Linked DNA regions of Mus musculus: all the other regions are linked to region 2. A link is a loop called in an ENCODE intact Hi-C map of the cell type or tissue named here. Cell type or tissue: left cerebral cortex. All regions are shown on one strand. Links, peaks and the distances in the headings refer to the core of each region. The heading gives the core; the rest is flanking DNA. Region 1 overlaps Opn5 (opsin 5). Region 2 holds the start of Ptchd4 (patched domain containing 4). Region 3 has its middle 570 kb from the start of Mmut.

Region 1 (10,839 bases), core at 4,751-7,250, 290 kb before region 2:
CAAATTAGAATTATTTGTTCCAGTCAGTTGCAAGGGATGCTTTGAAAATAGTGTCTTTAACCAGATCAATGGCTCTAGGCGATCTAACCGTGGGAGAACGATTAGCCCATTCCCTTCCTACTTTGAAGGATTTTTAGCAAGAGAGTGCAGCAGTGTTGGTGGGAAATGAGAAAAGTTCTCATTTCATGCATGTTGAGTGCAAGGGAGTCAAGATCAGACTTAAGTGCTGGAGTGGAGCTTAAAACTTAGGTGTTGGAAAGGAAGTCCCCAAGCTAAGGGAGTACTAGGTGAATTGAAGTCACAGAAAAATCATTTGGGGTGAGTGAGGAAGGGTGGGTTTGGATGAGAATGGAGGGGCTTATACTCTTTCTAGACCCATGTCTGCTTGTCACTTGTTTAGATCCTTTTTAAGGAGCCCGAGTGGACAAAGCAACATTCTTGGTCATCTTTGTTAAATACTAGGAATCTTCGGGGAAACTGAAGAATGAGAATAGAAACCCCAGATTGATATGCAGGAGAAATAAATGTGAGGCCCGTTTGCCACTCTCTTCTCTCCATGTTAAAACCTGTTTTACTAACTGCCTAAGAGGAAGGCTTTTCAGCCCGTCTATACACAAAAGGTACAGGATTTTGATGATCCAAAAAAAAAAAAAAAAAAAAAAAAAAAAAAGACCACCCCCTAGTCTCTATCTTCATAATTTTGTTTTCCTTAGTCTTAAAAATAAATCTGATGTCTCATTATGCTCATCTGCAGACAAGGTTGCTCACGGAAACAACTGAGCATAGCATTAATAGAGTTCACTATTTTTAAAATCATGACGGGCACTGGGTGAAACCCTATGAAATAGGGTTAGTAAAAAGTTTAAGAAAATGAGAGTAAGAAATAATCTCAAGAGATGCTGGCAGGCAAAGGGTGTTAGAGGAACTTTCTGGATTGACTGCATGCGAATACTTAACTGTTCCCCCCCCCCTTTTTTTTTGGCTATGACAAAGATGGAATTTGTTTTACTATTTTTGAGCTGCGTTTTTTGCACTTTTCTTTCCCAGTGTGCCTTGCTAGATGGCTTCTTATTAGGAGTTGCCTTTTATCCCCTCTGCTCTAGGACTGCACAATCCCTTCAGTCTCCCCTCCCCCATTTGCTTTAAGAAAGCTAAAGAGGCTTTCATGGACCATTAAGCATCTTTGGCTCCAGAGAGTCAGCATTCCCTAAAAAGCACCATGCAGTCAGATCCGGTGGTTTTATGCCATCAGCAGAGACACACATTTTTTTTTTCCCCTTGCCCCCTCAAATGAATTGTGGTGGAGGAAGTAAAGTAGAAATTTAAACAGAAAACGCTGGGTCTCTCCTGTTAATACTTTCCTTATTCCTTACCACTGAAGGCAGCTGTACCAGATTCTCATTTATACACAGCTACACTATGAAGCAAGAATTCCTGAGGAAATCTACTCTACATGTTAAGCTATGGAAGTAGGTGTATTCTTTTCTTAAATACAGTCAGTAGATAATGGGTCTAATTTTTGGATTTTTAAAAACTGGGCTTGTAAGAACTTGTGAACAGTTTCATTGTAATATCCAAAACCAACTTGCCATTAATAAAAGAACATTCAAACTTGGGAACACATGTATGTCGTTGTTGTCAGGTCTGGTGGGTTGAGGGTCACTTTCTCTCTCCTTGGTGGGAGGGGAATGTTGTCAGTGGTTACACACTTACCCTTGACAGCTAGTCCAGGGGTAGCTGAAGGCATCCATGGTCCAGATAGTGAGGGTCCATTCCACCGCAGGAATCTAAGTCCTGGGGCCTGTGTTGAGGACATGACCCCTTCCTTGCAAGGAAGCCACCTCTGACCACACCTCTCCCACATGCCAGTGCTCCTATGTGAGCCCACAGGGGCACTGAAGTCACCTCTCTTGGTTGACTTTATCTTCAAGATTTTTATAAAAAGCTAAGGGGTTGATTCCACTTATTCAAGGGAGGGAGTCATATAAAGCCAATACTTTATAAAAATGGCGAGGAAAACACTCTGCCCTGGGGGCCGGTACAAGAACTGACCATTGGGATTCCCACATCATCCTGAGCCTAACCGAGAAGCTAGTGGTTCCCTTGTCTGGGTAAGTTCAGTCCTGTAATTCCCCATTCCTACCCCTTCTGAGGCGACCCATCCCTTGCCTGTCACTCACAATCCATGCTTTTATTTCATCTTCTCAACTTAGATTTTTATCTAGTGTCCTGTCATTACCCTCTAAATCCGTGGAGTTCATTGTTTTTTTGTTTTTTAATGTGAAGTGTTTCATCTGCAAATGAATGCTCATGCTCACTTTAATGATGGGACATTTTATTCTTCTTTGTAGGGATTCTCTCTACATTTGGAAATGGGTATGTCCTTTATATGTCTTCTAGACGCAAGAAGAAGCTGAGACCTGCGGAAATAATGACTATCAATTTAGCAGTCTGTGATCTGGGGATATCAGGTAATTCAGCCACGCTGCTCCTTCTTTGTGGGTTTAAGGTATTAGCCATTCTAAATCCCTCACTGGCTCAGAGCTCACTTTCTTACCTCCTGCTTCTTCCCAAAGCATCTTTGCAGTGTTTGTAGCCAGTCAATAAAACATCTGCTAAAGAGATCAGCTAACATTCTTTTTTACTTATTAATATATTTAATTTTATTTAATAACATATTTATTAAGAGGTTGTTTATCATTTTTGGTTAGGCATGGGGCTTCTCCCTAGAAAACTGGGACAGCCCCCCCCTCCCCAAAGCTATTTCAAATTGATACCTGGAGGGGAAAAGAAAAGACTAAGTTTTCTCCAGTGGAGTGCCACACTCCAGGGTGGGCAGGCCCTGTGATCAAGAATAGTTAGTTAGCCAAAGCCAAACAAACTCCATGTTTTTTGGTAAGCTTATTTATTTATTTATTTATTTATTTATTTATTTATTTAGTCTTATCGGTTTTCTGTTTGTTTGGTTTTCATTTCATTTCATTCTTCTTTCGTGTGTCTTCTTCTTCTTCTTCTTCTTCTTCTTCTTCTTCTTCTTCTTCTTCTTCTTCTTCTTCTTCTTCTTCTTCTTCTTTTTTTTTTTTTTTGAGACAGGGTTTCTCCGTGTAGCCCTGGCTGTCCTGGAACTCACTCAGCCAGGCAGGCCTCGAACTAAGAAATCTGCCTGCCTCTGCCTCCCGAGTGCTGGGATTAAAGGCATGTGCCACCATGCCCGGCTTGTGTTTGCTTCTTTTTAGAGAGAGAAAAAGCTGGTGGGTAGGGAGGTAGAGAGTATTTGGGAGGAGTTGGAAAAACAATGATCAAAATATATTGTATGAGAGAAGTTTTCTATTTTTTATTTTCCTTTCCTTCTTTCTCTGTTTCTTTCCTTCTTTCTGTTTCCTTGTTTCTTTCTTGTCCCCCTTTTTCTTTTTCTTTTTGGCCTTTTGAGACACGCTCTCCTATAGCCCAGGCTGTTCCCTGATTTCCTATGTAGGTGAGGCTGACTTTGAACTGTTCACCCCCTTGCCTCCCCGGAGTGGTAGGATTACAGGCATGTGGCTCTATGGTTAGATCATTTTTGTCAAATATTTTATTTCTTACTTATTTTTTCCTTGAATATATACATGTCTGTATATGTACGTGTGTATGCACATTTACGTATATGGGCAATTTCATGTGGTTACATATTCATGTGTATATTTGTGTGCATGAATATTCATGTTTATGTGGGCACACATACATGTGTGTGTGTGTACTCATGTATGTGTGTGTGTGCGTATGCATGTGAGTATGTGTGTGCAGGTAAACTAGAAGCTAACATTGCTGTTTTTAATTCTTGACTTCTATGTGTACTGAGACAGGGTTTCTCACTTGAATTCAGAGCTCGTCAATTTGTTTCTCTAGCTAACCAGCTTGCCTTAGGAAATCCACTATCTCTGCTTCCCATGGGCTGGGCACCCAGGGTTTACATAGGTGCTGCAGATCCGAACTCTGGTCCTCACACTTATCTGACAAACACTTTACCCTTGGAGCGATTGTCCAAGCCCACTGTTAAGCCCTATCCCAGGAATGCTAAGTGTTAAGGGCAGAGTTTTGGACAATACATGATACTGTCCATATAATACGTGATACTGCCATATTTCAGAGTGCACTGGGCTATGGGTTCAGGATCTAACAGCCCACTGATTTGCACTCTGTGACTACTTTCTCACCAGCATGGAGACCTGGTGAAAAAAAAATGTAACATGATAGAATCTTGAAGGGGAAATGCTAGCCAAAGACCATGACAAGTCACTCTGAGAGAAGACAAGAGTTGCTGGGGCAACGGTGATTTTTATTGTAGTGTAAGAACTCACTACAAGCTTCTACCACGGTCCTTAAAGTTGGCTGCACAAAGACATTATAGGAGGCACTTAAAAGTACTGATATCAGGGAGTTTAATTCACGTGCCCGAGAAGTTCAGTGGATAAAGTCCTTGCTGTGAGCATGAAGACCTGATTTGGATAGGTAGCATCCATGGCTGTGACAATACATCCTTGTAATCCCAGCCTTGGGAAGTGGAGACAGGAACACTGTGAGGCGTGGAGTACAACAGCGTCACTGAAAGACCCTAGTGCCCCCAATAAGGTGGCAAGCGATTGAGAAAGACACCTAACATTAATATTCAGTCTACACATTTGCATATGCACACACGTGCACATGCACCACACCACACACACAGACACTCATAAATTCAGACATTCCACATCCACAGAAACACACAGAGATGCAGACGGACAGACATACCACATACAGAGAAATACACAGAGATGCAGATAGGCAGAAATAACACATGTGCGTGCACACACACACACACCCTACACACAGAGACACTCAATAGATACAGACAGACAGACATACCTCATTCACAGAAACACACAGAGCTACAGACAGACACACAGATACACACACACACACACACACACACACACTCAAGAGATACAGACAGACAGACATACCTCGCCCACAGACACACACAGAAATACAGAGATACAGACAGACAGACAGACACATGGAGATACACACACACACACACACACACCCCACCCAGAGACACACTCAATAGATACAGACAGACAGACATACCTCACTCAAAGAAACACACAGAGCTACAGGCAGACACACAGATACACACACACACACACACATGCATACACATCCAGACATGCACACACCACACACACACACCACACACACCACACACACACACACACACACACACACACTCACTCACACAGACACTCAAGAGATACAGACAGACACACAGACACAGACACACACACACACACACACACACACACACACACACACACACACACACACCAGTGTGCATTCATGCATTTCCAGATAAGCTACTCTGTGGGTCAAATTGAAAACTTCTGGATTTTCTCTTGTTTCTTAGACATTTCAGATAACCGAGCAAAGGAGCTATAATATTCTTTCTTTAACTGTACTTTATTTAAGAAAGAGTAATTTTGGGTGTGTGTCATCTTGCTCCATGATTGACTGACTATACCCTAACCTTTATTTGGATTCAAAATCTGTTATCTAGCTGTCTGTAGTCTCAGGCTGTTAGGGAGGAAGGACGAGCCGTTAAAGTGTTTGCTTTTGCATTGGAGACTTTTTTTTAAAAGCAGCTTCTCGCTTTCCCTTTTAAAATAGTGTGCCTTTTCCTAAATCGAATTTTCTACTGCTGCTAGTTTACAAAAACCAAGTTTAATAATAATTCTCGACCTATTGAGTCGATGCAATATTAAATAGCAGATATGTTGCCCTCTTCTTGAGAGTTTGCTTGCTTCAGGTTGCTTGAGAAGGCGGTACTGGGTACAGATAGACTCCAGTATCATAAACGCTTAAATGTGTTTGTATGTTAGAAGCGGAAAGAGGCTCTGCAAGCCTGTGTGAACCCCACGCGGTTTGTGCAAGGCTGCAAAGTGCCTGCCATTTCTACTCTTGCCACGAGATGGCGGGAGAGCAGCGGGCATGGTTCGGTTTTTCTCCATCTGCTAGCCTAAGGCTCCCTTCCTGGTTCTGCATGTAAAATGCCTGTCCCTATGAACCCTGCCATTTCAGCTACATCCTTCACCAGTGAGTAATAGCTGACTTTTGCTTAAGGCGGACACAGACAAGACGGAATTTAAAAAAATACTCTTAATTGGCCTGAGACATTGAAACTGCTTTCAGCCTTACCAGTCTGCTCAAGAGATCTCAGAAATCACACTCTTCCTTCCCCAGCCAGTGCGCTTAGAGGAATTCACCAGAAGGTGTTTTCTTCCACCTGGGCTTTCATTGGTAAATCTGGGTCACGTTTACTGTCTATAACACACTTTCTTCCAATACATCCCTAAAAATTTTGTCTTCTTCCCTTACTCAGATGCATTCTTTATTTTTTATTATTTTATTTTATTTTTATCGTTTATTTTTTACTTATTCACTTCTCAATCTCTCACTGACTCCCTCCCAGTCACCCCCTCCCACAAGCCTTCCCCCATTCCTTTCCCCCTTCTCCTCTGTGTGGGTGGGGGCCCCTGGGTATCCTCCTACCCTGGTATCAAGTCTTCCAGGCTAGGTACATCCTCTCCCACTGAGGACAGACAAGGCATCACAGCTAGAACAACATATCCTACATCTAGGCAACAGCTTTTGTGACAGGCCCCGTTCCAGTTGTTCAGGATCCACCATGAAAACCAAGCTGTACATCTGTTACATATGTGTGGGGAAGCCTAGGTCCAGCCCCTGTATGCACTTTGATTGGTGGTTTCAGTCTCTGAGAGCCCAAAGGGTTAAGGTTAGTTGACTCTGTTGGTCTTCCTGTGGAGTTCTCATCCCCTTCTGGGTCTTCAATCCTTCTTTCTATTCTTTCATAAGAGTTCTAAGCTCCACAGGGTCCCCAATGAAGGAGCTAGACAAAGTACCCAAGAAGCTGAAAGGGTTTGCAGTCCCCTAGGAGGAACAACAATATGAACTAACCAGTACCCCCAGAGCTCCCTGGGACTAAACCATCAATCAAAGAAAACACATGGAAGGACTAGCTCTAGCTGCATATGTAGCACAGGATGGCCTAGTTGGTCATCAATGGGAGGACAGGCCCTTGGTTCTGTGAAGGTTCTATGCCCCAGTATAGGGGAATGCCAGGGCCAGGAAGCATGAGTGGGTAGGTTGGGGAGCAGGGGGAGGGGGGAGAGGATAGGGGATTTTCCAAGGGGAAACTAGGAAAGGGGATAACATTTGAAATGTAAACAAAGAAAATATCTAATAAAAAAAAGGGGGGGGGGGAAGAGTTCTAAGCTCCATCCACTGTTTAGCTGTGAATGTCTGCATCCGTCTGAGTCAGCTGCTGGGTGGAACCTCTTGGAAGACAGCCATGCTAGGCTCCTGTCTGCAAGCATAACAGAGTATCATTAATAGTGTCAACGATTGGTGCTTGCTCATGGGATGGGTCTCAAGTTGGGCCGGTGGTTATTGGTTGGCCATTCCCTCAGTCTCTGCTCCATCTCCCATCCCTGGATTTCTTGTAGACAGGATAGATTTTCAGTCAAAAGTTTGTGACCCAGCTGCATTCTATTCTAAACATGGAAGAAGCACATTTTAGAATCAGGCATGCCACAGATATGCAGCTAATGTAGGTTGTCTTAACACAGAGAGAGGCTCTTATTCAGGACCATGTAGTAGATAGAGTAAGATAGAGAGTTAGAGAATTGTGTTAGCAGGTCCAGGGGTTTGAAGTCCTGGACACTGATAGCTAAAGCAAAGCAAAACACAGCGAAGCTGCACTGCAGTGGCTCTATCAGGCTGAGGAGCATTCTACTACGTGAAAGAGAGGAGGGGGAGAGGGAGGCAGACTGAGGGACAGAGACAGACACAGATATTGATATTTGTGGTAGATGACCTTGTCAAAGGCTCTACTCCAGGCTGGACATAGTACCAGAGCTCAAAATCACAACATTTGGGAGGTGAAGGCAAGATGTGCAGTAGCCTAGGGTTACCCTCTTCAGCTACAGAATACATTTGAGGCCAGTTTGGGCTACGTGAGGCCCTGTTTCAAACAAACCAACATACATGTGCATGAGTGCACTCTCTCTCTCCCCCCCCTCTCTCTCTCTCTCACACACACACACACACACACACACACACACACACACACACACACACACACACACGATGTTCACTACCCCAACAAAACAAGACAAGACAAGACAAGACAAGACAAGACAAGACAAGACAAGACAAGACAAGACAAAACAAAATAAACAAAACCTCCATTTTGGATGGAGACCTAGCATGGATATTAGTTTTTGTCTCTAGGTCACATTAATCTCTTCTGCTGCCTTGGCCTTCACGCAAGGGGATTTTCTGCAAGCTTTGGGGTTTGCTGTCTTTTCTGCTCTGAAGGCTTTTCAGGCTACTGATCCTCATGCTACCTAAATGTCACTCCCTTATGTAAAGTAATGACTCTTGTCTATCTCTGTATCCTGTGTTTCTTTACCCCACTAATTCCTATTTATCATTCTGTCATGCTCTCCCCATTTCTCTCTCAGACTGGTTGCAAGTATATTGAACCTTGCCTTTACTAATAGCTGTCTTGTGTTTGAATCTTACGTTTATTAAAATGGGTATCTCGTATCTGAGTAAGACATAACTCAACAGAACATGTGTGACAAAGAATGAATAGAGAGGAAAAAATTGCAAGAGAACATGGGAATGTGGTTTTAATTTAAACATGGAAGAGCTTAAAAAGTGATTGGCAAATAGTTTTGGTCAGTTTTGTTACTAATAGTACAAAAGTGTACAAAGTACCGAGTGTTCTTGCAGGACTGGCTTCCATACTTTTCATTCATTCTCTCTTCCTTCCCCCCTCTCTCCTTTCCCCTCACTCATCCCCACTCCTGATATTTTCCATCTGCCTTGACTGGTCCTTCTCTGTTCATAAGTAATAAAAATACAAAAACCAAAACCATCAAATGATGTAATAAAATAGCCATAAATAAGATATGATATTTCTCCTGATGGAAAGAGGGTTAGGCTCTCCATGACAGTCTCGCTTCACACACACAGTTGTGCACAGACAGTGCACCCTTCCACACACTCACATATGTACTTGTCTACATGCAAACATATACATATCAAGCCATTGCTATACAGACACACACATACATTTATATATGAGCCATGTATATACACAAACCCACCCCTCCCACAACACACACACACACACACACACACACACACACACACACACACACACACACACACACAAATATTTGTGCTTTCAGAAGAGCTTTATAGACTCCCCAAGAAGGGAGCATTTGAAAATCATTGTATTAGAAAAGTTCCTTCCAATTCCAAGATTTCATTCCTCTCATTCTCTTGTCCTTGAATGCTGTTGTTATCCTGAAAACAGTATATGTATATGTAGTATATGTATATGATGTATATGTATATAATGTGTGTGCATTTAAGTTCAAATTGAGAGAATGTGAGTGAGACTCACACCTCTGTGGCCTTTCACTCTCCCTGTTCTGAATTCAAGGCATGGTTTCTCTTTCTGCATAGATGACCTACCCGCTTTCTTCTCCCAAGTCCCACTACTCAGGGCTTAACTCTGAGTATGTGATGTTTTACCTGGGGTTAGAAACCATATCACCCTCTCACAGCAGGAGTGACTGTATTAACAGATTCAGTGAGGACAGAAAACTCATGAACAGTGTATAAGAATTCATGAAAGGTGCAATGGAATCCTTTTAATAAAGCTTAATATGTGTTTTGGGATAAAAAATTCTTAACAAGCTAGAATGATGAAGGAGTATCTTTGATTAAAAGTAGCAAAATTATCACATTCAATAATAAAAGATTTAAAGGTCTCTCTCTCTCTCTCTCTCTCTCTTTCTCTCTCTCACACACACACACACACACACATGATGTTCACTACCCCCAACAAAACAAAACAAGACAAGACAAGACAAGACAAGACAAGACAAGACAAGACAAGACAAGACAAGACAAGACAAAACAAAATAAACAAAACCTCCATTTTGGATGGAGACCTAGCATGGATATTAGTTTTTGTCTCTAGGCCACATTAATCTCTTCTGCTGCCTTGACACATTCTGTGTCGTAGTCTCATGTAGCCCAGGATGACAACCAACTCTCTAATAAGTAAAGGTTGATTTGAACCTCTGATATTCCAGACTCTACTTCCCAAACCCTACAGCTGCAGCCTAGTGCTGCCATGTCTGACTTGTGTATCGTGAAATTGAACCAGGACCTTGGGTACCCCAGGCAAACACTCTACAAACTTAGTTGGAACATCAGCTGAAGCCAATAGAAACATTTCTTTTAGAATTGGCCGATACATGGATGCCTTCTATGATCCATCTACTTGACATTACTCTATAAAGCTTAGATAGTGTAATAACACAACAAATGAGTATAAAACTATAATTACTTGTTAATCCTGAGACTACATGGGGGAGTACCAGCAGACTTGGGGAGCTACTGCATGACATGCATAAAGGTTATAATTCCCAGCATTGAAGTATTTTTTTGGTGTAAGACCTATTATCCTTAAACTGAAAATAGATTTGTCTCTGATATACATTCTGGAAACAATTTCCCCTCTGTCCATTCCTCCTGGCTCTCTCCCATCTCCCTTCTCCCCCTGTCTACTCCCTTTCCATCTCCCTTCAGAAAGAAGCAGGTCTCCAAGAGACAACAGCCCAACATGACAAAGCAAAATGCACCAAGACAAGGCAAAAAAACCATCACACTGAAGTTGGACAAGGCAACCCAACAGGAGACAAAGGGTCTCAAGAGCACACA
Region 2 (10,839 bases), core at 3,858-6,357:
CAGAGACATCCAACCCGTGTTACTCCTTTCTAATTGTGGGGAAGTAGCTGGGATCTAGGACCACTTTACCTGCTGTATCTATACTACATCTGCTTTTATTGTCAGGAATTTGTACTAAGTGGGAATTTCCACTTCCACAGGTTAAAAGGTGAAATTAAAATGACTTGTCCAAGAAGCAGGGAAATATTATCAGTAACCACCCAAGGTACTCACATGATAATGGAACCATTTGCTAAAATCTAGAACAGCCCCTAAGTACAGATCCTGAGTATCCATTTCTTTCTTAAAAAACAGTATTGTCTGAAAATAAGCAATAATTTTACTTAAAAACTCAGTCTGGTCGCATTGTTCTACTTTACCTAATGTAGTTGTTTATGCTCATATATACGTGTGTGTATATGTTTGTGTTAAAGATAACAATATTTCAATTATTGAGGTAAAAACACCTTAGAGAAGTGGAAGCATGCCACAAAGATTAAAAATAATTTTGTGACATTGAATGAATGCATCAATTGTTTAGGAAAATAGCCAATAAGTATTTGCCGTAAATATTGTCTTTATAGATGTATCAACATTGGGAGAAGAGAAAAGGATTGCACAAAAGAAATAATACATGGTCCTTGTAATCTTTTGAGGCTCTGCCATAATGCTCAGTACTAAGTAAAGATTGTAGAATTCATAATAAAAAGGCAGAGTGTGTTTCTGACTTTACAACTTTTTATGCATACATTTTGAAAGCCTGGGTCAAGGCGATCACCTCTGGAATATTCTGGGCCAAGTGGTGCTTTGCTTACATTGGGTACGTTTAATCTCTTAGGTGGGTTTTTCCATTTTGGCCAATTTTATGTGACCCCAGTTGGTCTGGATCACATCATCAGCATTATTATGTTCACCAGATCTAAACCTTTCTGAGTTCAGGACGAGCCAGCTGTTTTTATACTTTGCTCATTCTAACTGGGGTCCTTAACCACTTCTCTCTGTCAGTCAGTGCTGACTTATCCTCATGCCATCTCTCAGGCCCCACATACTGCTCCTTTCAAGCTAAGTGATTGACAATCCCAATTCACAGTGTTCAGTAGTACTATTTTGCTATCGCATTAAACTTGTGATTTTTCTCTGTTGGATTGTCCCAGCACAGAAGTTGTTCATATTGGGCAGAGGTGGGGATACTGGTTAAATAGAGCAGAATAAAAAGAATTAAGGAGCTAAAATCTACATATGAAATTTCCTCTCTCATCCTTAATAATAATACTGATCACACTTTTGAGTACCAACATTATGGAAATATACCCTGACAGATATTACTACGCACGAAGGAAAGTCATTTGAATACAACACCCAAACAAACAAACAAAAAAAGTCCATCTCATTTTGTTCTTTGCTAGAAAATTCTGTACCTGAGATACCCAGAGTCTCTGTGGCAGAATTTTAGGTTTCTGTGGTACTTTTGAAATTACATTTTATACTGCAAGAGTACCCGCAAGATTGTGTCTAACCTTGAGAGGGTTTGTTGTTCTCAGAAACCCCAATATAGCTTAAAAACCCCACCGCCACTGAAGCCATGAAGTTAGATTCAAACCAGCACATTTGAGGAAAGACTCATGGTGGGATATTGATCAATAAGAATGCCAGTCCATATGTACCAGCTCTGTTCCTTCTATGGGTAGCAGACTAATTCTATTACTCAGCAAACTTTGTAATGAATTACGTCATTCCTTTATGATTACTCATAGAGTCCTGCCTAATTGTCTATCAACCAACCAGTCAGTCAGGAGGTTGTAGGTGGAAGACGCATTCGAGGCCAGCGTGGTGTCAGTTCAAGCACTCAACAGTTGCAGAGCCTCTGCTGGCAGGTTACCCTCCTTGGTGGATGAAAATGCTGACATCTCCTACCTTGAAACTCACTGTAAGAACATTTATCTTGCATGTTGAGTGTTTCAAACCTAGAAGACTACACAGTACATCATACGGGCACAGCTAATAACTATGAGGTGAATGAAAGGACTATACCACAGAGATTTGTATTACGAATGTCAAAATGATATCGCCCCTCAAACAAAATGTCCACAGCTGATTGGATGACGCTCTTCCCCTTGGAGAGTACTGCTGAATAAAAGCAATTGAGATCCCACTAACGATGCACATTAATGACCTGCAAACTTGACTCAACAGGGAAAACAAACTGAGTACCACGCAGCGGCAAATCTTTTTGTGCGTGACTGACACTAGGAAGAACTGGGTTAGAACTACAGGGGAGAAAGACTACCTCTCCACCACATCCTTTCCTTAGCAAGCGGTAATGGTGATGGCAATGGACTGGGAAAATGGAAAGCATGCTGCCCAACCTCAGATACCCAACATGCTCCATCAGTACGCACAAAGCAGGCAAGCCCCTCATTCAGTCAGGTTAAGCTAACGATTCATCTGTCTGTTTGCCCCAGACCTCAGAGGGCAGCTCAGCTGGATCCAGCTAAGACCAATGTCAGCAACTGGATCACTGCAACCAAAGTGCCAAGCTCACACGAGGCAAGGTTTTTCACTGGTTACTAACTACTAAATTGTCACTTATGTCAGGAAATGAGATATGTCTCTTAAAAGTCCCGAAGAAGTTATTTGGACTTTTATATACTGGTGACCTGTTAAATCAATAAAGGTGCCTTTTTATATTCTATGGTGGCCTTTCCTGTTCTGTTATAAAGGAGTACACACCCCCCAACACACACACACACACACACACACACACACACACACACACACACACAATGTTCTTCTTGAGAAACACCTGTCTTGAGAGTTCTTGGAAGGATAGCTTCTGAGTACACACAGAGTCAAGCACACAAATGGCGCAGTGAGTCTTTTGGAAGTCACATTTGTCCCTGGCACTTCAGTCACCTGCAGACTGCGTGCCTCATTGGCTGTACCATTCCAGAACTGACAGTGTAGAATGAGTTTGGGAATCTCATCACGTGTCAAATTTGTACTTGAGAGGCCAAACTGCAAACTCCATGTAATGTTGAAATACCTTGTACTTTCTGCTGCTTGTGGACTTTTTTCCCCCTTCCTTTCTGTTACTTGGCAGCTTAGCTATAATCGATCTTCTTTGGGTTTGGGATGTTTCATGGGAAAGGAAGGGCATACTAAGTAAACTAAAGTATCCATTAAACAGGTATCCCTCTTCAGATTCATAGAAAACCCTCACTGCCTTTGCTATGCACACACACACACACACACACACACACACACACACACACACAGAGAGAGAGAGTTCCTGGAATCCCTGACACATTCATAACCCACAGACATAACCATAGGGCAGCAAAATTCCATGACCGTCCCAGTCAAAAATCAAGCCAGGCTGAAGATGCAAAAAGGTGGAGATGATACCAGGTGGATGTGTAATCAGTAATAAGAAATACATTGAGCCCCGATATGAAAAGAAATCCCCCAGTTGTTCAGGACCCCCCCTCCCCCTTCCATCCACAGATTTATTAACCCTGAACAAAGATGTAACTGCAGGGTCTCAGAAACTTTTCTTTTTCTTTTTCTTTTTTTTTTCTTTTTTTTCTTTTTTTTTTGGCATTTGATTTGGCTTTGAATTTCTTCTTATCTAGTTATGCTATTCATTGCCCATTTTCTTTGCTCAGTTGCCCATCATGTCCGTTCCACCCCTCCAGAAATGAAAGAAGCCTTAGCTTCTGAGTCTTAAGGATGAGACCTCTGCATTTTCTTTGCTTGTTTAGGGCAAGAAATGAAGTGCCGCCTCTTTTAAGTGGCTGAAGCATGCAGGAAGAGCATACCTTTAATTTAGTGTTGGGATACCTTACTTGCACCCTGGCTGTTGTCTTATTGGAGACGGCAGCCTGCCTGAGATCCTCTAGCACTGAAATAATATCATCCAGCACGCATTTCTTATCCTGATTTCTCAACACACACAGATGGGAAAAAGTATAATTATAGCCCTTGTGGTTCACCTTCATTTCCATCACGGCTCGGTGGGTCTGCAGAATCCCCTCAGCCTGGAGCAAAATATTGTCCCCGGGTGAGGAGAGGAGGATCACCCTGCCATACCTCCCAGGGGTGTGTAAGTCCGAATAGAGCTGGCTTTTGGACTGGTCCAGGGGGAAAAGGCTGCTGGCTAGGCTGCGCTCGATCTTGGCCAGGCTGTGGCTGGGAGCAACCAGGCGCTCCAGGTCGCCCTCGGTCTGGAAGCGGTTGAGCGCGCTGAGGCCGAAGGTGATGGTCAGGACTGCCGGCACGGTGAGGAAAAAGACCGGGTGCCGGCTCACGCATAAGCCCAGCCTGTGGCAGAATGACTGGAGCCCTCTGCGAAGCACCTGCCGCAGCATCCTCCACCAGATCCAGCTCGCAGGCGCTCCCGGCCGTCTTAAAAAGCACATGTGACATGTGTAAGCGCTGGGGCTACCCCTCTCTCCCCCATCCCATTCCCTCAAGGGATCAACACCCCCTCCGTCACCCCCCTCTGCTGCCGCCTCCTCCCCGCCCCCTCCCCGCGCACACCCCGCAACCGCTCCGCCCGGTCTTCCCCGGGCCCCACCTCCATGCGCTCTTACTACTCTTTCAAACACTGCAGCAAGTTGCAGCAAGGCCGGCAAGTCTCGGGAGCGCGCGTGGGGGCCGGACGGCGGGCGCTGCGGGGAGTGGCGCCCTCCCTCCCCCGGTGTCCCCGGCCTCCCCGCGCCCTGGCTGGCCGCGCGCGCTGCCTCTCACCGCATGAGCCGCGTCCACTCGCTCTAGCCCTTTTTCATGTCGCTGCTGCAGTCCCCCGGCTTCCCTCGCTGGAGGTGGCGGTTCTGTGCCGAGCGTCCCACAGATGTGGATTTCCTCTCGGTCTCGATGGGGTTCGGTGTCTAACTGGGACCATGTGCCTCGCGGTGTTGTAAGAAGCAGACATGTGCCCCGTGGCGCGGAGAGAGGGCGGGAGTAGAAGAAGGGGGGTAGTGGTGGTGGCAGCAAAGCTTTTCTCTTTTTAAGATGCTGACAGTTATTTTTAGAGTTTTGTTTTCCTTGTCCTCCGGGCTGGAATGAATGGGAGACGTAAAGGGTGAAGGCGCTGCTGGCCCATTGGAGCAGGGGCCATCAGAACCTAGGAGGGAGTGGCTCCACGCCTCCTCCAGGGGGCAGATTTCAAGCTCCTCTTAATGCCCCGTGCCCTCGAATTCTGTCTTTTGGCCAAAGAAAAGGGAGCAGAGAGGATGATGCTGCATTTTTAACATTCCACAAAGCATGCGAGGGCTTTCCTTGCAACACTTTCCAGGCTGCCTGGCCACACACTGGTCCCCTGAGCTGAGGCCTGCCAGAGATCCCAGACTACACTGGAGCCTGGGTCTCTCTGGATTGCTTTCTTGCTCTGGAGGTTGGGAAGGAAACACTTGGTTGGTGTTTGTGTGTGTGTGTGTGTGTGTGTGTGTGTGTGTGTGTGTGTGTGTGTGTGTGTTTGTGCCAGGCAATGTGGCTTCTTCCTAAGTGTTACACACATGTTCTTTGAGGATTCAGGACCTAACACTGGCTTCCGCCTCCTCTCTGTATCTCATCCCCTGCTCCATTCCCTCGCTCCCTGCTCAACTCCTACCACACCCCTGTCCACGTACCACAGACACTTCAGGACATAGAGTTGAGGCTAATTCTCTTCTGTCAGACACAGTGGACAGTTTTGCCCAAAGAAAGGGAGCTAGGTAAGCAGGGGGGCAACATACTGCAGATCTGGCAGAAAACAAGTCAGTGTCCACCATAGAGAAAGAAAACTCCCACATGCCCCAAAGTGTGCAGGCCAGGAACTCCCACCAGCAGACCAGATCGATTTCAAACATGCGTGTGCAATTTTAAACCTGCTGGGGTATTCATAATTTCCTGTGTGGGAAAAAAATACAAAGCAAAGTAGACAAAAAGGAGACGAAGAAATCCTGAGAACAAATTGTGCAATTTGATTGTGAACTCATTTTCCCAGTTCAGAATGACTTCCATAAAGAAGACAGAGTCTCAATGGATGCTTTGTATTCACTTTCTTAGTAACAACCAGGGACCCATTTTCCATTAGATGCTTAGAGGGACGCACATCCCAGCACACAAACAGCTAACGGGCTCATCTTACAAGGAGATACTTTATTTATTCATTTATTTTTCTTTATTAGAAGTGATCCCTCAGCTATGGCACAAATAAAACAAAACAAAACAAAAAAAGCCTAGTTTAGGAGTAGAGATACCATTTATGGAGCAGAATCTATAGGATTGTGTAAATAAGATTACATAAAGATTCCAGTTTTATAAAACCAAAAACGATCTTGATATCTCTATAGGGAAATAGTTTCTGAAATATCCTTGGTGGCTTAGCAGCCAGTCTAAGCTACAACCTTTTTCACATCTAAGGCCTTTCAAATTTTCTAGGAAGGTCATTCTACTGTTAGTCAGCCACCCAGGCTCAGCTGAACTCAATATGTTTGCCACACTCTTTCTCCTCCAGTGTGAAGCCTTTTTTTTTTTTTCTTTTCAACTATCAGATTATAATACCATTTCAAATGTGTTCCATTGGTGCTATAGGGTCCAAAACTTTGGTCTTTATAGCAGGGTTGGAGAGATAGTTCAGGGGCTAAGAGCTTTTGTTATTGCAGAAGACCTGGGTTCGGTTTCCAGCACCCATCTTGTGGCTCCCATCCATCCTAATTCTGGTTCCATGGAAGCTACTATTCTCCTCTGACCTCTACAGGCACCAGGTATGCAATTGGTGCACATGCCTGTATATACACACATGAATATTCACTCATATACACTAAAATAAACAAATCTTAAATAATATGTATTCAAATATTAATTTTCTTCAGTATCTTTATTATATTAAATATACTTATATTCTTTGTATGAAATCTTCTAAGAAACTGTTTTAAAAATACAACAATAAGACTTGGGAATGGGCTCTGTTGAATAAGTTCCCTATTCAATTTTGTCAACAAGGACCCTAGAGAGTAGGGAGATTAGGGGACTTCCAGGTGACACTGAGAGTCATTATTGAAGCTGGGACTAGTATCTGGGTATTTTCTGTTTTGGTGAATCATAATTGTCCTGTTCCCAACAGTGGACATCCACATCACTTCTCACAATACACAAGTGTGTCATAATTATTTCATCCCAGCTTTTTCTTTGCAGTTCCTTAATTTCCATGCCTAATAGATTCATCATAATTAGGGTGGAAAAGATTACAGTATATAACTGACTAAAAATATAAAGTATAATGGCTTGCTAAATCGAATGACTTATAGATACCCATCATGTAGAATTATAATTCATGGAAATACATTTTCCCTCTAAGTGAAAATTATTTACAGTATGAAGTCACCTGAAAAGATAAAGGCACATGCACAGATGAAACATAAAAGTGGCATTACAAAGCCTCTATTTATAATTTGATGATCAAACTGATAGTGACAAAATTAAAATGGCTTAATTTTAGACATTTTGTAGAAAGTTTTAGAAAGTACAGGACATTGAATCTAACCATTGTATAACTTCTTCCATGATTAACACATTAGTACAGCATATTTGATATGACAACTGAACCAACTTTGATTCATTATTAATTGAATAAACACACATTTATATCTCTTCAGTTCCTAACTCATACTCCTTTTCTGTCCCAGGATCCCATCAGCAAATCCACATTATACTTAGTGGTCATGTTTCCTTTGGCCTCCTTTTGTTGTGACAGTGTCTCAGAGAGTCCTTGCTTTTGATTGGTCTCCTGGAATATTTTGAGGCGAATTTATGGGGTCCTTTTAGAATTTTTCCCTAATTGGAATTATGAGGTATTTTTCTCAGGAAAAGATGTTTAATGAAGTAAGAACACAGTGGTAAAATGCCAGTTTGTATCACGTCAAGGGTGTGTTCTATCAGTGTGACTCTTAATGTGAACCCAACTGCTTGCCTGACCTGAAGCCATGTTTATCAGCTTTCTTCATTGTGAAACAAACCATATTCCATACTATATTTTAAGAGGGAAATTCCTACATCCATCTACACTAGAGAGCTAGTTCTGCCTCTTTCTGCCTTGATGTTGGGTCTGCAAATCCTTTGAAATTCTTCTGTGTAGGATACAGGTCTATTTTACATTACTATTCTATTTACTTCAATAAAAACTATAGATATTTCTTCAAACTTTGCATTATAATTATAGACAGTTTGATTGTTTGAATTATTCTGAGGTTAGCTCTTGACCATACTTTCAGTTGGTCCCTTGACTCTTGTATCCATTTGACATACCCTATTCTTTTTTTTTTTTTTTTTTTTTTTTTTTTTTCCCGAGACAGGGTTTCTCTGTATAGCCCTGGCTGTCCTGGAACTCACTTTGTATACCAGGCTGGCCTCAAACTCAGAAATCTGCCTGGCTCTGCCTCCCGAGTGCTGGGATTAAAGGCATGCGTGACCACGCCTAACTTGACATACCCTATTCTTATGGGGTGTCCTTTTTCTCTCTTTCAGAAAAGCATGCATTACTTTATAATTTTACAAGATGTTCCAGCCTCACCTTACGTCTTCATGGCTGGTCCTAAAGTTAGATACCTTTTCAAGAGGTCTTGAATATTTTTTGTTTTGTTTGTATTACTTTTGGTATAGCATTGGAAATGTAAATGAGCTAAACACCTAATAAAAAATGGAAAAAAAAAAAAGAATCACACCAGAAACAAAGGATTGGTTGTTTGCTTTCTGACTACCATTATTTTTAGCCTTTCTCAGTAGACAGAGATGAATATGTGTATATACACATCCTACATGTATGTCCTTTGTTACTATGTTAAAATAATAGTTTATATTAACACAAAAGAGCTTACATTGATGCATCCTGACATAATATAGTGCCCAACAGCTCACTGTAGTCCATCATTCTTGCTAATTTGTAACTTGAATTCCACAGTGAAAAACCTGGCTTTTGAGGTGATTTTCAAATTTCTTTTTTAAAAAATAAGATAAAATGTATCAATTCTTATTAGGAGACAATGATTACAAGAAGAATAAAGAGCCTAGTTTTCCCTAATTTTGATACGTTTGAGAACCTAACAATAAGAAGTAGTAGGAATTTATTAGAAAGACGAATTGTATGCTAAGTAGGAAGAATGTTACAAATGATCAACCTATAGAAAACTAATCTTCACCAAGACATCAGTCACATGAAAAAAAATTTAGAAGCATGTTGTAAAAATAAATCTTAGCAGAAAACTAAAAGCAGTTTTGTTTAGGGGCATATTAGTAACAACACAATAATCAATCATGTTTAAGTCACACAGCCTTCATTTTTTTTAATGTGTTGGTCAATATCAGTTTTTAAGACTTGGAGCCAAATTGGAATCTATGTGGTGGCTTCTTTGTGGAAAGACCACCAGGGGATACAGAGTGTTTCCAGAGCTCACTCCCTGATTATTCTAGGTGAGATACCCGATTCTCAGAGCTCACTTTTCCTTAATTGTCAATGGAATCCCATTAACCCACTTACTCAGGGTGAACACTCACCAGAATGCTGCAGGTCTGCTGAGCTAATCCTGTAACCGTAGCAATTATAAGAAGCCTCCAAATCTCATCTGTTACGAAGCAGAGTTTTATATGGTGCTAGAAGTTAATATTTACTGTGGGTATTTTTGGTTGGCTGTGTGCTTCTATGCTCATTTGCTTTCAACTAGTGATGTTCAAGGTCATTTCCTAGCCAAGTAGATGAAAGGGACACAAGCCTGGAGGAACACACCAGAGAAGTGTGATGGCTTGGGTAGAGTGGCAAGTATCTCTTTTGGTATGTTGCTCAGACTAGCACCTAATCTCCTTTGGGAAGCTTTCTGATATAGTGTAGCTATGGGTCTCAAAACAGGCAATGAATGCAAGGGCCAAGTAGCAAAGTCTCTTAACATCTTTTCTATATTCTCTTGTCTTGTCCACCCCAACTCCCTGCTGTGTAACATTTGACCCCCTTCTGACATTTCATCCAGGATTTGTTTAACCTGTACATGGCTGGCCATGGGTTTCATTAAACTCTAGTCTTCAGTGGTAGTTTCAAGGAATGTTTGTTTCTAAGATTATCAGCACTTACTGTTGGGTTTGTTATATCCCAGAGACCTACACCACACACACACACACACACACACACACAAGACACACACACACACACACACACACACACACACACACACACACACACACACACACACACACACATATATATATATATGTATACACACATATATATATATGACATATATATGACACATAAATATGTGATATATGATTATCTAGATCTATATTAATCTATATCTATGAGATAATTCTGATCTTCAGCATTTTGGATGTCTCCAGCTGTGGCTGGCTCAATTAAGGATATTTCTTATCTCACATACGCAAGGAGAAAGTAAAAGAATGGCAGTTACAGAACTAGTTACCTCAGAAATTCAAAGGCATTGTTGAGATCCAGATCCTCTTGCTCCTTCTGGGTTGGCATTTTGAGCTGGTGTTTCCTTACCAACAAGACATGCAGATAAAACTAGATACAGAGGAAAGAGAAACTGCTTCAGCCTGTATGGCTCTTCACAAAGTAAAGAAGCTTTTCCCAGAACATTCCCAGTGGACTTCCTCACAAGCCTTATTTCCCAGGCTGATGTCTAAATGAATCACTGGTAAAAGGAATGATGGCACTGTGATTGGCTTAGGCCAACCTGAACTCTTACAGGGCTGGGAATGAGGCCAGCTCCATCCCTGAGCTTGCTGTCATGTGTGAAGTTTATCTTGGGTGTGTTTTGCTTTAGACCAACATTTCTCTAGGAAGAAGCATGGTATGATGTGAATGTTTGGATA
Region 3 (10,839 bases), core at 5,530-8,029, 810 kb after region 2:
CAGACCAATAGCATTCTATATATAGGTTGTATACACAGAATAGCACTCAGTGATTTTGAATCCTGGTATTGAAATATGTTTCTCACAGTGAACATTTCAATTATCCAAAAAGTAAATTAAGAACTCAGAAGCTTGAAATAAAGTGGACATGTTTGGTCCACAAAAGAGCAGTGCTTGGCTCATATGTAGACTGAATCCATAATTTGTAGCTTCAGAAATGTAATATTCTTCAATATTTTGGCAAAGATTGGAGCTGTGAAATGTGTTTAGCACAGATGGAAACAAACAGTAATATGCAGCATAAAAAACTGAGAATAAAATAAAAAGTTATTCATTTAGTAAGATAAAACCAGTAACTTGAAATGCTTAGACAGAGGAAGACACTATGAAACATGATTGTTTATCCATGGCTGTGGTCTGAAGGAAAAACATGAATGATGAGTTCCCATCCCATCCTAGTGTTTGTCTCATTCAGCTCCATCATTCCATCACTATGAGATCAGCCAACATTGAGTCCTGAGAGTCTTACACCTTATAGGTCTCTGGGACTTTCTAAAGGGTCCCCCTATTGCCCACCCCCAGAAGCTTCATGTTTCCATTCATTCTACTGGCCCTTTGGGCTTCTCTCCTGCCCCGCATACATGATTCTGTCCCCCATTTCCCTTATTCCTCCTCTTTCCTACACAGATCCTTCTCTCTGCCTCCCTTCATTACTTTGTTCACCCTTCTAAGTGGGACTCAAGCATCCTCACTTGGAACTTTGGGCTTGTTATACTTCTTATGGCCTATGGGTTGCATCCTAGGTATTCTGTACTTTTTGCTAACATCCTCTTATCATTGAGAACATACCATGCATGTCCTTTTGGGTCTTCGTTACCTCAATCAGGATGATTTTATCTAGTTCCATCCATTTGCCTACAAAATTCATGATGTCCTCATTTTAAAAAGCTGAATAGTATTCCATTGTATAAATGGACCATGGGGTGGGTGGGAACATTCTAGTGGAGACAGGAGGTCAGGGAGGATGTATGGGATATGGAACAGTCAGAGGGTGGACCAGGAGTGGAATAAAATCTGGAGTTTAAAAAAATAAAATAAAAATAAATGAACCACATTTTCATTATCCATTCTCTGGTTGAGGAACATTTGGGTCGTTTTCACCTTCTGACTATTACAAATTAGGTTGCTACAAATATAGTGAAGCATATATTCTTGTGGTATGATGGGGGCATCTTTGGGGCAATGCCCAGGAGCATTATAGCTAGCTCATCAGGTAGAACTGTTTCCAACTTTCTAAGGAACCATCAGATTGATTTCCAGAGTTGTTGTTCCAGTTTGCAATCCCACTAGCAATCAAAGAATGTTCCTCTTTCTCTACATCCTTGAGTGCATGTGCTGTCACTTGAGCTTTTGATTTTAGCCATTCTGTTTGATATAAGGTAGAATTTCAAGGTTGTTTTGACTTGAATTTCCCTGATGACTAAGGACTTTGAACATTTCTTTAAGTGCTTCTCAATCATTTAAGATGCTTCTGTTGTGAATTATGTTTACCTCTGTACCCCATTTTTAAATTGTGTTATTTGGTTATCTGGAGGTCAACTTGAGTTCTTTATATGCTTTAGATATTAGCCTCCTTCTAATGGGATGTAGGGTTCATGAAGATTTGTTTTCCCAATCTGTAGGTTGTGATTTGTCCTACTGATAGTGTCTTTTGTTTTACAGAAGATTTTCAGTTTCATGAGGTTCCATTAGAGCCTGAGCCATTGATGTTCTTTTTAGGAACTTTCCCCCTGTATCCATGAGTTTGAAGCTGTTCCCTACTTTCTTTTCAATTAGATTCAGTGTATCTGGTTTTATGTTGAGGTTCTTGATCCACATGTACTTGAGCTTTTTGCGTGGTAATAAACATAGGTCTATTTTCATTCTTCTACATGCAGACCACCAGTTATACTAGTACCATTTATTAAGGATGCTTTTTTTCTACTGTATTTTTTTAATTCTTTGTCAAAGATCAATTGTCCATAGGAGTGTGGGTTTATTTATGTGTCTTCTATTCTATTCCATTGGTTAAACTGTCTATCTCTGTACCAATACCATGCTGTCTTTACTACTACTGCTTTTTAGTACAGCTTGAGGTCAGGGATGGCGATTTTTCCAGAAGATATTTTATTAAGAACTCATGTCTGTTGGTATTACTCTCACAACAGGTGAATCTGTGTGTATTATTTCCTAGAAGGAATGATTTATTTGCATATACATATTTATTTCCAGCATGGATTGTATTTTGTGAAATTTGATAACTTTCACAATTGTATCAAAACTGCAAATAATTCTTGATTGGAAATTTATGATTACAAAATAGCAAAGTTGGAAAGGTGAATAAAATATATTTTATTATTTTTGTTTGCTTGTACATATTCAAGGGTACATGTATACAGGGATTGAGTTCTTTTGTGTTTTTGTGCTTATGTGTAGTTTATCTGTTTTCTTCAGTCAGTTTTGCTCATTGTGTGTATCTATGTATGTGTATGTTTATCTATCTATATATCTATCTATCTATCTATCTATCTATCTATCTATCTAAATATATGTGTATTTTATATCCCAAGTTCCCTCACTTCCTTTTCTCCCAGTCCTTCAAATTCCACCTCCCTTCTTCCCCTACTCCTATCCATTCCTCATCCCTTTCTTTTCAGAAAACGGCAGGCTTCCCATGGCAATTAATCAAACATGACATATCAAGTATAGAGTAACCATGTCCTTCTCCTATTAAGGCTAGACAAGGCAACTCAATAGGAAGAAAAAGTCACAAAAGCAGACAGCAGAATCAGAGACATACCTCACTTACACTGTTAGAAGTCTGATAAGGAGATCAAGCTTCACAACTGTAACATGTATGCAGAGGATCTAGGTCAGACCCAAGCAGTTTCCATGGTTAGCAATTCAGTCTCTGTGAACCTCTATGAACCCAGATTAGTTGATTTTGTGTTTTTTCTTGTGATATCTTTGACCCCTTTAAGCTCTTCAATCTTTCTACTTTTGGCCTCTAGGAAAGCAGCTGGAGCGTAGGGGATCATGTTTTAGACAACTTTGAAATTAGAACTTGCCACTTTAGCCAAACAACCTAGCCAGAAAGCCCTGAGAATCCTCCTATATCTTCCCAGTATTAGAAGTACATACCACAGTGTCTGCCTTTATGTTGATGCTATAAATTTCATTAAATTCTACATGCTTGCATGCCACGTCCTTACTGACTGAGCCATATCCCTAGCCCTTGAAAATACATAAGTAACTCAACATGGGAAGACTATTAATAATATGAACATAAAATTAAGAAAAAGGTGTTGTAGCCATTTTGTTTGGTATTCCTTATGGTTGTTTAATCTAACTAGAAGTTAAGCACATTTTAACCCACAAGATACAAGTAGGTATGTATGCTAATTTTCCATTTCTGAAATATTCTCTTTATACATTGAAATAATAGACTTTGTATAATAGTCTAATTAGAGTTCTATTGTTGTGATAAAAACTACAACCCAAAACAACTTTGGAAAAGGAAGGTTTATTTTATCATATGGGATATGACCCATCATTAAGGGAAACCATAGCAGGAATTCAATGCAGGAATTGAAAAAGTATCCATGGAGAAATTGTTACTTCTCTGCTGCCTGTGGATTGCTCTCTTCCTTCCTTCTTTCCTTCCTTCCTTCTTCCCTTACTACCTCCCCTCCCTCTCCCCTTCCCTCTCATTTTCCCTCCTTTCTTTCTCTCCTTTTTTCATCCTTTCTCCTAACCATTCCTCCTTTATTCTCTCACCTTATATTTAACCAGGAACATTACCAAATCCTCACATTAAATATAATACTCTAACACCTAGGTTTATCAGTACCTGTGAAGAGAGAGAACCCATAGGTGGGGAAACTGAGGCTGACATTAATGAGCCAATGTCTGGCTCTTTGCTCTTCTGAGAGATATATGATCTGAGTCACATGTCCCCATGTACAGACTTCTGAATATTGAGGAGAGACAAGAATCTCTCAGGCAGACCCTATACTTCATACAGTTAAACCTAAACTTAATAACTAGTTCACAGGTCATGTGGCTGCAGGCACATGACTTCAAGAGATGGCTGATCTCGGAAATGGCACAGAATTCAAAGTGAATAGACATCATTCCTCATGGTACATGAGTGACCAGCTGAGTGACCAGCAAAAGAACTCTTTCTGAGGCAGTGAATAGTTACCCTGAGAGACAAAAATGAAGGAAGGTCTTCTCCCATATGAGCAGACCACAGGCACGGGTACCACTGGGCATCTGGAGGAAGGGGTAAGGCCCAAGATCTCAACTGGTATCTCATGCCATGAAGTCGGCAGAGCTGATCACCAAGGGAACTGAGCAATCTGCAGACAGATGCAGTAGCAAGGGGCAGGCACTTCCTCTGGGAAGCACTTTCTTTCCCAAACCCAGCTTAGTGGCAGAGAAAGAACCTGACTAGCAAAGTGAGTACAAGTACAAATAGTTCCCTGGTAGAGCAAGTGATTAAAGAACCATAGGAGCTATGGGATTATGCCATTGCTAGTCCTCAGACTCTAGCTGTTCAGGTAGCATATCTTTCATGCCCCTCAATATCCTGCAATACATTATTTACCAGCTCATGGAACCAGTTTTTAGTATTATTCCAAGGTACATCTGTCATATCAAAGGCAGCCTCTAGTTCTCCAAGGTACATACCAAAGGCAGCCAGCCTCCAGCTTCCTATATCCCAAGGATACTTCCTGGCACAAGAACAGCTAGAAGTCTATGTCTGTCTTGAGAGTTATTGGCATCTTAATGTGCTCTTATCCAAGTACAGATGGATTCCGGGCCTAGTCTAGATTCACAGGTCATCTTGTGTACTGGTATATCTCTGTTCTGTGTGCACAGTTCAGCCATGACATCAGATTGGAACAGAAGATGCAGGGTGAACAAGTGTTGTGCCTATGAAAGCAGCTGTCCTCAGGCATAGCTCAGGTTAACAAGCTTTAGGATGACATTGCCCACAATGAAGTAGGCTTTCCCAAATACATCAGCCATTAAGACAATCCCTCAAATACCTGGTCATAGGCCAACATAATAGGAATAAATTCCCGAATTCAAGTATTTAAGTCATTTATTCCCAGATGTTTTAGTTAACTATCATAGGTCTAGCCTTAACAGCATAAACACACACACACACACACACACACACACACACACACACACACACACTCCATTAAACCAAAAACTTTCCTTTCCTATTTGTCCCCAAGTTTTTATGTTGATATTATAATATGCACTGCACATGTAAAAGTTCCAGGGTCTTCAAATTTTTCAGTACTTTAAAAATTGAATGTCTCATTAAAATTCAGTCTGAAAACTTATAAGTTAATACTTTTACCCCAAAAGTATTACCCAATTGCACATGCCAGCATAGATTACTAAAACAATTTATAATAGGCATCTCAATTAAAGGCTAAAGCTCTTTAAATTCTTTGTTTGTATTCTAAGCGTACCATGTAGCATATAATTTTTGATTCTGGAAGACTGGAAGGCAAATATTTACAAGTTGTGCTCCTTAGTGGAAAAGAGAACTAGGAGATGGGGCAATGGCTCAGTCAGTGCTTGGCTTGAAAGCATTGGACCTGAGATGAAATTCATAGAACTGAGCTAAAAACTCAAAGCAACAACAACCCCATGCACAATGGAATGTACCTACAACCTCTGCAATAGAGAATATAAAAGAGGGGATCTCTGGAACTCATTTCCCATTCTGTCTATCCAAACAGTGATCTCCAGGTTCAGAGAGAAAGAGAGAGAGAGAGAGAGAGAGAGAGAGAGAGAGAGAGAGAGAGAGAGAGAGAGAGAGAGAGAGACCCTATCTCAAAAGATTAGCTGGAAGTGCTGGATACAAAGCTCTGTTGTTAAGAGGACTTGCTTTACCCACAGAGGACACAGGCTCATTTCTGAGGACCCAGGTTCATTTTTGTATTCCTGGCACCCACACAGAGATTTGTGGTAATTCCACTCCTAGGAGATAAAACAACCTCTTCTGGTCTCTAAGTACACCAGGCACATACATGGCATGCATGGTACACAGACATACATGTAGGCAAATAATGAAAAACTTCAAATAAAAATAATCTAAACAAAAGAAATAAGGTGGAGAACCATTGAGGAAGACACATAACACTGACTTCTAGTCTCCTTGTACACATATGCATGCACATGTATGCGCATGCGCAATCACACACACACACACACACACACACACACACTAGAAGGAAGCTAAACAAACAAATGCATAAATAAATATAATTAATAGAATTTAACCTGTAAATTTTTATATTTCCTAAATCCCCGAGAAAACACAGCATTAATACTACAGCAATGTGAATGTGGTATCACTATGGACTTGGCTTTAGGATGTTTGCAGGGGCTATCACCCACAAGTGGTAGCTCTAGAAAGAGTAGCTCAACAGAGCCACCTACTGTTTCTAAGGATATTCGGGGCAGACAAGATAGTGTGTGATAAAATTAGGATCAACTAGTAATGTTTTCATCGAGTAAAATATAGCTCTGGCTTGACTTGATAAGAAACTATAGTAAGATTCTAAAATACCGAACCTATCTGTACTTTCTGCCTTTTTTGAGAACTAACAGCCAGTGTGTGTGTGTCTGTGTGTCTGTGTGTGTGTCTGTCTGTGTGTGTGTGTGCATGTAAACTATGTGGGATGCTCCCATTTCTCAGATGTACATTTTAGTGTCATTAGCTCTTCTCCATTATATTTTAGAAATTACCCTGTTGCTATAACTTAGAAGAATATTCAAAGATAGTATGTGGAGGTGTGCCTCTTAAAGCAATGTCTTAAAGATTGCTCAATGCAAAGAAAGTGATAAGCCAAACTTGGAATAATGACCAGTCCTGAGATTTTCAACAGTGTCTGTGTGGCTGCTAGCCTGTATTCCACAGTGTTCCAGGTTCAAACTAAAATCCCATATGATTTCTACAATTAGTGGTTGTGCTTTTTTATATTTACTATCTAAAACACAACGTCAGGGACTAGTTTACTCAAACACTACTGTTACTTTGGGTCAAAATAATATTCAATGCATAAATACTGTGTGGGTTAGCATGCTACAATTCCCATTAACATCTTCTTAGTTATATTGCTATTAATTGTCTTTGTTTTCTAAAATTATGAATGATGTAAGGGAACAAGAATTCAGTTCAGAGAAGTATGCACTTCAGAAATGAACTGTGGAATAAAAGTAACCTGGAAGCAATTAGCCTATAAGCAATTAACACAGAAACATACATTCAATTTGTATTTTCATTTTCCACGATTTTCATTAAGATACTTAAACTTTTGAACTATTGTTTTTTTAAAATAAATAAGGATTCACTATGTGTTCTATATTGATATTTTATCTATCTATCTATCTATCTATCTATCTATCTATCTATCTATCTAATTTTCATTTCAGTTTATTTAATTTACATCTTGATTATAGGATCCTCCCATCCTCTGCTTCTTCTCAGAAAATGGGAGACCTACCATGGATGTCAGACTTGACATATCAAGTTACAGTAGGACTAGGCATATTTTCTCCTATTGTAGATAAGCACCAGAGCCTAGGTAAGGGAAAGGGATCCAAAGGCAAGCAACAGAGACACAAACAGCTCTTGCTCTTGCTGTGAGGGGTCCCATATGAAGACCAAACTGCACAACTCTTACATATGTGCAGAGGGTCTAGGTCCATTCCACGTATGTTCTCTATTTGGTGTTTAGTCTCTGTAGGTATCTCTTTATTAATATTAATGATAAAATATATACATGCTGACAAGCTCTTCTAAATAAAGTATGAATACATTCTCATATCCTTGCAAAATGAATAAAATCAAATTATTGAATTTGATATAAACAAAATAACAATAATAAAAACTATACCTGATACTGTCTGATCTGCTGTTTGATCTGTTGTTTGATATGCAAGTGTTAGTATTATAAGCATGTATGGTGTATATAGCCTCCTTTTAATTTCCTGGGGTCAAATAATGTAGTGAACATTTCAGCAGAAATTGTTTTACTGACCCTCAAAGTTTGTATTTTGTGTCTAAGATATCTTTTCTTATGACTTAGCATTCTTCTTCTGAGTCCTAAAACTACACTTTAATAATGGTTTTATTTCTTTAGCTACAGCTGCAGCAATCAATAAAGTTAGAAAATAGATTGTTTCCTTTCGAGGAATTTTTCAGATTTAAGCATATATATTCATGCAATTGTATAAAGGCTAATGATAAAAAATTGTAAAAAGTAACAATAAACTTAACTATTTTCTCTATGATAATATCTGTGTGATATGTCATTTTCTATGATAGAAATACCTTATTTTTCTGGATGATCAAAAATAGTTCTATATAGAAAAAAGTAAAGTTTTGGTGGAAATTAGATTTTTTTGTTGTTGTTCAATAACCCTGGATTTTATTGCTCTTCTAAGCTTTAATTCATTTAATTCAATTTCTATTTGTAGGAAGTTAGGAAATTCTCATGCATCTTATTTTATGATTATCATCATTTTTGGAGAATGGTCAATGTTTATCCCTTGTTTCCTCAATTTCTTCATTTTAAAGTTACAAAAGACATCCCTTTCATCTCAATTGCTCCATAAAGAAATACATTGAGGAGGCTGGCACCTCTGATTCCATGAGTTTGTTTCCTTCCTTCCTTCCTTCCTTCCTTCCTTCCTTCCTTCCTTCCTTCCTTCCTTTCTTTCTTTCTTTCTTTCTTTCTTTCTTTCTTTCTTTCTTTCTTTCTTTCTTTCTTTCTTTCTTTCTTTCTTTCAGAAACACTTATAGTTTCATTGGTTGTAGTATAATAATTTGAGGACCTATATTGTAATTATATTTCATTAATTTGTTTTTCTTTTATTGGATATTTTCTTTATTTACATTTCAAATGTTATCCCCTTTACCTGTCTCCCCCCCCCCCCCACACACACACACACTCTGGAAGCTACCTATCTCATCCCCTTACCCAGCTTCTATGAGGGTGTTCTCCAACCCAACCACCCACTCCTGCCTTCCAGCCCTGACATTCCTCTACACTATGGGATCAAGCCTTCGCAGGACCAAGGGCCTCTCCTCCCATCGATGACTGACAAGGCCATCCTCTGCTACATATGTGGCTGGAGCCATAGTTCCCTCCATGTGTACTCTTTGGTTGGTGATTTAGTCCCTGAGAGCTCTTTGGGGTCCTGTTGGTTGATGTTGTTCTTCCTATGGGATGCAAACCCCTTCAGCTTCTTCAGTCCTTTATCTAACTCCTTCATTGGGAACCCCGTGCTCAGTCCAATAGTTGGTTGCAAGCATCCACCTCTGTATTTGTCAGGCTCTGGCATAGCCTCTCAGGAGACAGCTATATCAGGTTCCTGTCAGCAAGCACTCCTTGGCATCCACAATAGTGTCTTGTTTGGTGACTGTACATGGGATGCATCCCCAGGTGGGGCAGTCTCTGGATGGTGTTTCCTTCAGTTCCAGTCCATACTTTGACTCTGTATTTCCTCCTGTGAATATTTTGTTCCCCCTTCTAAGAAGGATAGCACGTCCAACACTTTGGCCTTTCTTCTTCTTGAGGTTCATGTAGTCTGTGAATTATACTTTGGGTATTCTGAGCTTTTGGGCTAATATCTACTTATCAATGAGTGTATACCATGTTTGTTCTTTTGTGATTGGGTTACCTCACTCAGGATGATATGATATTTTCTAGTTCCACCCATTTGCCTAAAAATTTCATGAAGACTTTTTTTTTTTTAAAAGAAAATAGCTGAGTAGTTCTCTATTGTGTAAATGTACCACATTTTCTGTATCCATTCCTCTGTTGAAGGACATCTGGGTTCTTTCCAACTTCTGGTTATTACAAATAAGGCTGCTATGAACATAATGGAGCACATGTCTGTGCATTTCTAAAACCCTTTCCTAACTAAATCTAATCCCTGTGGTCAGGGATTCATTCGACATTTTATTATACCTTCAGGGTCAAGTCATTTCCATTTACAAATTTCCAACCCCTCTGAAGGGTAACAAGATGTATCTTTCTAGATTTGTATAATTTAACATTATATAAATTTAACATTAAATATTACATACATATGTATTCTAGTGAATTTACATGCATAAAATATGGGTTATTTGATTTTATTTCTCTGCTGATTGAATTGTCTACACTTCCTCTTCCCTTTTCTTCTGTCCATGTTTCTTTCCTTTCGTCTTTCTTTGAGACATTCATATGACAACTCAATTCAACAAGAAACTTGGGTGACTTCTCTTACTTGATAAAAGAAAGTCCATTTTTTCTACATCTTCAACACTTTAAAATACTGTATAAGTACACTTTATAAACCCTATTCACAAATTCTCTGCTGGACATAAAATGGCTTGGTTTTTCCTACAAATATAAATAATTCATTGCTTTTTTATTTTAAAAAAAAGTGTAGAACGATGGTTGTGTTTATTTCATTGTATATTCACATGTCTATGGAGGGCAGAAAATGCCTTGGAATCTCCTGCAGCTGGAGTTACAGGATGCTGTGTACTACCTGTCTCCATGTTGTTACTGAAAACCAAATTTGGCAAGATCAGGATGTGCTTTTAACTTCTGACTTCTCTCGCCAGCTCACTCACTGAACTCTTATTTTCCCCCTTGCAACTCTTTCTACAGCAAAGTTTTTTTCTGCCTTTGCTTATTGAGTTTTTCCACTTTATCACATAGCAAGCTAGGTTCCTATTATTGAGATCTTTATGCTCATAACTTTTGTAATTTT

Evidence for each region. A loop is a pair of places that touch in the nucleus more often than their neighbours do. Peaks named below come from ENCODE experiments on the same cell type or tissue, not always from the same donor. Only the 100,000 strongest peaks of a DNase experiment are listed, where the experiment ranks them.
Region 1: it touches region 2 in a loop (5-fold over the local background); 6 of 42 quality-filtered maps call a loop at or near these places.
Region 3: a loop joins it to region 2, with 2.2 times the contacts of the local background. A loop is called at or near these places in 3 of 42 quality-filtered maps.

The regions. Positions count from the first base shown.
Region 1 is chr17:42,598,752-42,609,590 of GRCm38, reverse strand. Opn5 (opsin 5) reads left to right here. Exons shown (of 7, transcript NM_181753.4): 2 at 2,352-2,471. Among named protein-coding and RNA genes, the nearest start is that of Opn5, 7.1 kb to the left of the region's middle. In left cerebral cortex, for the core only: a CTCF peak has its summit at 5,975 (motif pointing right); a DNase peak (open chromatin) is centred at 5,991.
Region 2 is chr17:42,310,199-42,321,037 of GRCm38, reverse strand. It overlaps Ptchd4 (patched domain containing 4), which reads right to left and starts at 4,438. Exons shown (of 3, transcript NM_001355270.1): 1 at 3,798-4,438. The coding sequence starts at 4,397. In left cerebral cortex, for the core only: a CTCF peak has its summit at 5,142 (motif pointing right); DNase peaks (open chromatin) are centred at 4,621, 4,834, 5,103, 5,571 and 2 more places; H3K4me3 peaks cover 1,475 bases; H3K27ac peaks cover 1,813 bases.
Region 3 is chr17:41,500,850-41,511,688 of GRCm38, reverse strand. No RefSeq gene overlaps it. Among named protein-coding and RNA genes, the nearest start is that of Mmut, 570 kb to the right of the region's middle. In left cerebral cortex, for the core only: a CTCF peak has its summit at 6,511; a DNase peak (open chromatin) is centred at 6,493.